2 separate regions of the Homo sapiens genome follow, and region 2 is linked to region 1. A link is a contact called in ENCODE Hi-C or POLR2A ChIA-PET data. All regions are on one chromosome and are shown on one strand. Each heading gives the region's core, a stretch centred on a gene start or an enhancer-like site at or near the end of the contact. The rest is flanking DNA. Distances are from core to core; before and after follow the strand shown.

Region 1 (2,818 bases), core at 2-2,501:
TTAGTGAGTCATACTTGAGAACTGCTTCTCAGTCTCCTCAACTTTTAAAGTCAGTGGTATTTCATGTAAAGAGTGTATCGGTAGCTGGCCTATCTCTGGAATGTTGTGCAGCTGTGCAGAGCGTGAGTCTCAAATGTGCTAATTAAATATGTTTTTTAGCAAGAATGGAATGTAGCAGCATTTGAATGGCTTCAAAAAACATTCCATTTTGTTTCTGAAGAGGGCTTTTTTCGTTTTTGCCAAATATTAAAAATTAGAGAGTACACTGACTTTTAGAGGATGTATTGCTATGTTAAATTGTTCTGTTCACCAGAACAGGGTGGCATGTGCCTGTAATCCTAGCTACTTGAGAGGCTGACGTGGGAGGATCTCTTGAGCCCAGGGCTTCAAGACTAGCCTGGGCAGAGTAGAAAGAACCTGTCTCAAACCCCACACTGTTCTTTTCGCAGAGTTAATGGGGCTCATTAAATACTGAGATTATCCTTTAGAACAATCTTGTCCAACCTACAGCCTTTGAATGTGGCCCAGCACAAATTTGTAAACTTTCTTAAAACATTATGAGATATTTTTTGTGATATTTATAGCTCATTAGCTATCATTAGTGTTTTACTTTATGTATAGCCCAAGACACTTCTTCTTCCAGTGTGGCCCAGGGAAGCCAAAAGATTAGACACCCCTGCTTTAGAATGTACTCAATTAATAATCTTCAAAATGTAGGGATTAGGTGGGGTGGCTCATGCCTGTAATCCCAGCACTTTTGGAGGCCAAGGTGGGAAAATTGCTTGAGCCTAGGAGTTTGAGACCAGCTTGGGCGACATGGTGAGACCTGGTCTCTACGAAAACAAACAAAAAGAACAGAATGTAGGCAGTGGTGGCATGAGTAAGGTTCTAAGGTTTACCATCTTTAGTTGATCTTGCTCATTTCCCTTGGTATCAGTTCTCCTTCCTTACTTGGTGAGTGCTTAACCTTTCTTTGGGCAGTAAGGCATGACATTTCTCCCCAGGTTGAGCAGTTTTCTGATACATATTTTTTGGCTGAGTGTGACTTGTATCTTTTTGGACTAAGCTCCATTCACTCAGATGGTGGTCTGATTTTTTTTTTTTTTTCAGTCAGGCATTGTGCAAAGTGACCTGATGGGAATAAATGGCAGGTTGGTTGTGTAATGCAGCAACATCTTACTTGGTTGTCTTTAGAGATAAGTGGGACGTGATTCCAGCAAGGCTGTGCATCAAATGTTGGAATGTGTTGGAGAACTGCCAAGAGGTTGGGAGCAAGCTGTGTGACAAGCACTAATGCAGCCTTGGCCTGCCTTAAAATAGCTGCAGGTTAACAAATATCTTGAAACTTGGCATTTCTTTTGAGCAAAATTGCTCCTCTGAATGTGTTACCAAGAGGTGCTTTCCTCTTTTTTATCGATTTTTTTTTTTTTTTTTTTGCTGTTCCAACTGTCTTAAAACATCTTATGAGCATATGAAGAAGATATAATTCTCTGTAACATCTTATGTTGAATGATTTTACTGGACTAATTATTAGCACATTATCTGAAACTTCACTTGTAGTTCTTCTGCTCTGCTCACCCAACTCACTGAAAAATATATAGTCTTTGTAGTTTGAATAAAAACTGGGGCCCTGAAGATGTTTTTTTTTTTTTTTTTTTTTTTGAGACTGAGTCTCGCTCTGTCGCCCAGGCCAGAGTGCAGTGGCGCGATCTTGGCTCACTGCAAGCTCCGCCTCCTGGGTTCACACCATTCTCCTGCCTCAGCCTCCTGAGTAGCTGGGACTACAGGCACCCACCACCACGCCCAGCTAATTTTTTGTATTTTTAGTAGAGACAGGGTTTCACCATGTTAGCCAGGATGGTCTCGATCTCTTGACCTCATAATCCGCCCGCCTGGACCTACCAAAGTGCTGGGATTACAGGCATGAGCCACTGCGCCCAGCCTGAAGATTTTTTTTAAAAGTCCTATATTTTATATGTTTGATAGGCTTTTGGAAAGGAATTATTGATGTTTGAACACTAACACATTAGAGAGGCAGAGTCAGAGGCATTGGTTACTTTGCTGTGGAATCTTGTCTTAGCTGATTCACTTTTAGACTTCTTAGTAAGCTCATTGGTAGTTTGTCTGCAGTACTTAGTTCTTGTTTGTAATTAATTCACTGTCTAACTGTAGTCTCTCAATTTTTTTCAATAGAAAGGCTTGTTTTTTAAGTCAGAGTGGTAAAAACAGGGGGGGTTGGGAGTGGTCTTTGAAATGGGTCCTGTACAGACTTGAGCCTGATGGTGATGTGATCAAGGTTGCAGGGGGTGTGGGTACCTGGGTGGGGCTGGGGCTGCCTGTGGGACTAATCTAAACAGCCAGTTAGTTTGGGTGCTCTGAATATGACATTTTTAAAAATGCAGTATTTGGGTTAATGATTGGAAGTAAACTAAGAATTTCCAGGATTTATATGTTAAATAGCAGATGAAAACAGTGAGTTACATGTTAAATAGTAGATGGAAACAGTGAGTTAACTTTATTTTGAGAGGCTTAAATACAAACCAAGTTTCTATACTAAAGGATTTCCTAAAAGATGATATTAACAGATATGTTAATTATCCCATAACTTAAAGTCCTTTAGACGTTTAGATTGAGACTAATTGTGATAATTTCATAGCTCTGTAGCGTATCCTGAAAATGGCTTTGTTTCTTTTGTTTCACTGTCTTCATATGTGTAAGTCTTGAATTTTGCTTTGTCACTTTCCGTATTTTACATGTATTTTAGAGGTCCTCTCCTTGTATAGAAACATTATTTCTGGTTTTATGTAAGTGCCTTATA
Region 2 (2,965 bases), core at 427-2,926, 180 kb after region 1:
GCAGAAACTGCTTTTTTTCTTTTTTAACCTGTTATCACCTAAAGTGCTTCTGTGCAATCAGGGGTCAGTAATCCACCTCCCCACAAGCCCTACTGCTGTCCGTACCCCCCCGCCTTTTACCCCACTTAGCATTTCTCCATATTCTACTCTCATAGACATCTAAAAGCTCTCATAATCCAGGACAGTTGTCTGCGGACTTCTTTGATCACGCAGCTTTATCAGTACGTGATGATTGTGTGTCCATTCCCCTATATGTGTATGCCTTTAATTAGACATTGTACACAAGTATGGCACTACTGATGTTACATACTTTATATAAGGCATGTAAGAGGAGAAAATTTAACTATAAAATTAGCTGCAGTTATTAGCTTCAGTTTTAAAGACATATACCGTTCCCCAAAAAAAAGGTAAGAATGTAATCTTATTTTTGTTTTTACAGAAGAAAAATATTATGCACGTTGTCTTCCACTTCATTGTCATCTTGGTGTGCTTTTCATGTGACTACACAGAGGCCCTTCCTCATTCTTTTTCATGGCTGCACAGGAGTCTCCTGCTGGATGCACCATCATTAATTTAACCAGTCCTTCACTGATAGTCACTTTATTTTCAGTCTTTTGCTTTTACAGACACTGCTGCAGTAAATAATCTATGCATATTTCGTATCCTAAATATGCAAGAATGTATATGTAGGATCAATTCCCCAAAGTAGGATCATAAAATCAGAAGGTACCACATTTATAATTTTCATGGGTACTGCCCATTTACCTTCTGTAGGAGCTGTAGTCTGTTACACTCCTGTCTACAGAGAATGAGCTCACTGACAAATATATCATCACACTTGGATTTTTGCCAACTAATAGATGACACATTACAGTATCTCCATGAAGCATCTTTTCATGTTTAAGACCCATTTGCATTTCCTGCTTTCTGAATGTTTTCTTCATGCCAGTTTCTGTGTTGGTTTGTTGGTTTTTTTCTTTTCTTTCTTTCTTTCTTTCTTTCTTTTATTTATGACTGTCATAGCTGAAAAAGATAACTCAACCAAAATATGTAGATGTAAGTAGAAGTGTACCATTGGCTCCATTTACCAAATCACAATTCTCAATGTATATTTTTAGTTTTGCAAGGTTTTTGTTGAAATTTGGCTATTTCAAGTTTCACCTTCTTTAACGTTAATTAGTTATTTTAACCACATAGGGTGCCACGTTTTTATACTTTTTGAGTGTAAATGTCCCACGGTGAGAACTCTTACAGGCGATACATACATTGTATTCACATAGCAATGAGAAGTCATTTTCAAAATGTGCTCTTCATGGCAGTTTCCCATTCATCATAAAAACATTTATCTTTACCCCGAGATAGCAGATTAGGTATTTATTTTTTGGACTGTATCTGAATATGTCCCACTCAGATATCCCAGGCTGCCTCCAGGGGACTTTCCCTGACTAAACTCTCCTGCCTGTCTTCCTGTAGCATTTCATTTGTTTTATCATTCATAAAGAACTTAATAATGTAGTTGAACAGATTTATAGAAAACGGGTTTTTGTGACTTGGATCTCCCCAGTGAAATTGAGGGCTCCTTAAGGGGCATGGGCCATATTTTGACTCTGTGCTCCCTTTAGTGTATGAGCAGAACAGAATAGGGCTTGGGGTGATGGTGGGAAGGCCGCCATGGGCTGACCTGGCTCATCCCCTACATGGCTTCACAGGTGAGGCAGCTGCAGGAGGATGCAGCCCGCCTCCAGGCGGCCTATGCGGGTGACAAGGCCGACGATATCCAGAAGCGCGAGAACGAGGTCCTGGAAGCCTGGAAGTCCCTCCTGGACGCCTGTGAGAGCCGCAGGGTGCGGCTGGTGGACACAGGGGACAAGTTCCGCTTCTTCAGCATGGTGCGCGACCTCATGCTCTGGATGGAGGATGTCATCCGGCAGATCGAGGCCCAGGAGAAGCCAAGGTAACGCTTTCAGCCCAAAGGAAATTGGACTTATTGGCGCTTGGTTAAAACACAGGAGTCTTCCAGAGAGAAGCAGGAGCCTTGAAAGCGTTCCTGCCTGAGCGCTTCAAGGCCAGAGTGGGGGTGGGGCGGTGCTTGGAGTGCGGCACCACTGCTTGCCTCGTGCACTTGGCTCGTGCACACCATCACCAGGGAATGTGGGAGCCTGGGGTTATCAAAGCCTGTCCCATTCTCCCTACTCCTGGCTCCCTTGACCCACAGTCACTCAGGCCCTCTTGCCCACATATGTGCTTGAAGTAGGACCTTGGGCTTCAAGTAGCCACGTACCTTGGACATGACTAACTGCCCCGTCTTTGCAATGAGATGACTTTTCTGAGTTATTTTTCTGTGCCTGCTTTTTGGATTAAAGACCACTCTATCCCTTTCCATGCACATTACTAAAGGTGTCACCCTCAACATCTGCTTTAATATGGTGTCCTTGGGTTATTATTTAATATTTGTCCTATATCTTTGGCTTTGTTTCATGCAAATTAGTGAAGAGAAGTTAATAGAGGAACACACAGGTACATATTTAACCTCCAGTTCACCCCTCTGCCAGCTCCAGCCCCCACTGTAATTGAGAAACTATGCTGCAATAAAAGGGATTTTTTATGATATATATTTTTTTGAAGCAGTTGTATTTCCTGGATCAGGATCAGTAGGTTTTGATCCATGCTGGTCACTGCTGTCTAGGCTAGTTCCCATCCTGTGTATCTTTTTGTGTCTGAATAAGGAGACCGTATTAGCTGCTCTTTGATATGGCCATCCTGAATCTTTGACAGCTAACTCATCAAGGTGCGATTGCGGCACCTCTTGCTGCTTCTCTACTTTCTAGAAGAGAGTCTTTCTGACTTGCATTTCAAAGTAAAAGTTTGAACAGAAAACCATTGCTTTTTCTGGCACCCACCTAGCAACCATTTTGAATTATTCAGGCACACACACAAAAACAAAAGCAGCCATATTCTACAGTTT

What was found. Hi-C counts contacts between places; a loop is a spot of excess contacts on that map. ChIA-PET counts read pairs that join two places held with the same protein, here RNA polymerase II (POLR2A). Pooled maps may share reads with other maps.
Region 2: a pooled map shows a loop between it and region 1 (1.9-fold over the local background). The contact joins two enhancer-like sites. A Hi-C loop is called at or near these places in 2 of 168 maps with a recorded cell type or tissue (gastrocnemius medialis and sigmoid colon) and 2 of 50 pooled maps. POLR2A ChIA-PET finds 5 or more read pairs at or near these places in 1 of 52 experiments (K562).

Annotation. Positions count from the first base shown.
Region 1 is chr2:54,470,384-54,473,201 of GRCh38, forward strand. All of the region lies in intron 1 of SPTBN1 (spectrin beta, non-erythrocytic 1), which reads left to right. Among named protein-coding and RNA genes, the nearest start is that of SPTBN1, 15 kb to the left of the region's middle. Within about 2 kb of position 1,252, at least 6 of the 41 ENCODE cell types and tissues checked have a DNase peak (open chromatin) inside an H3K27ac peak, as active enhancers do.
Region 2 is chr2:54,651,900-54,654,864 of GRCh38, forward strand. SPTBN1 (spectrin beta, non-erythrocytic 1) reads left to right here. Exons shown (of 36, transcript NM_003128.3): 27 at 1,710-1,954. Among named protein-coding and RNA genes, the nearest start is that of SPTBN1-AS2, 27 kb to the right of the region's middle. Within about 2 kb of position 1,677, at least 2 of the 41 ENCODE cell types and tissues checked have a DNase peak (open chromatin) inside an H3K27ac peak, as active enhancers do.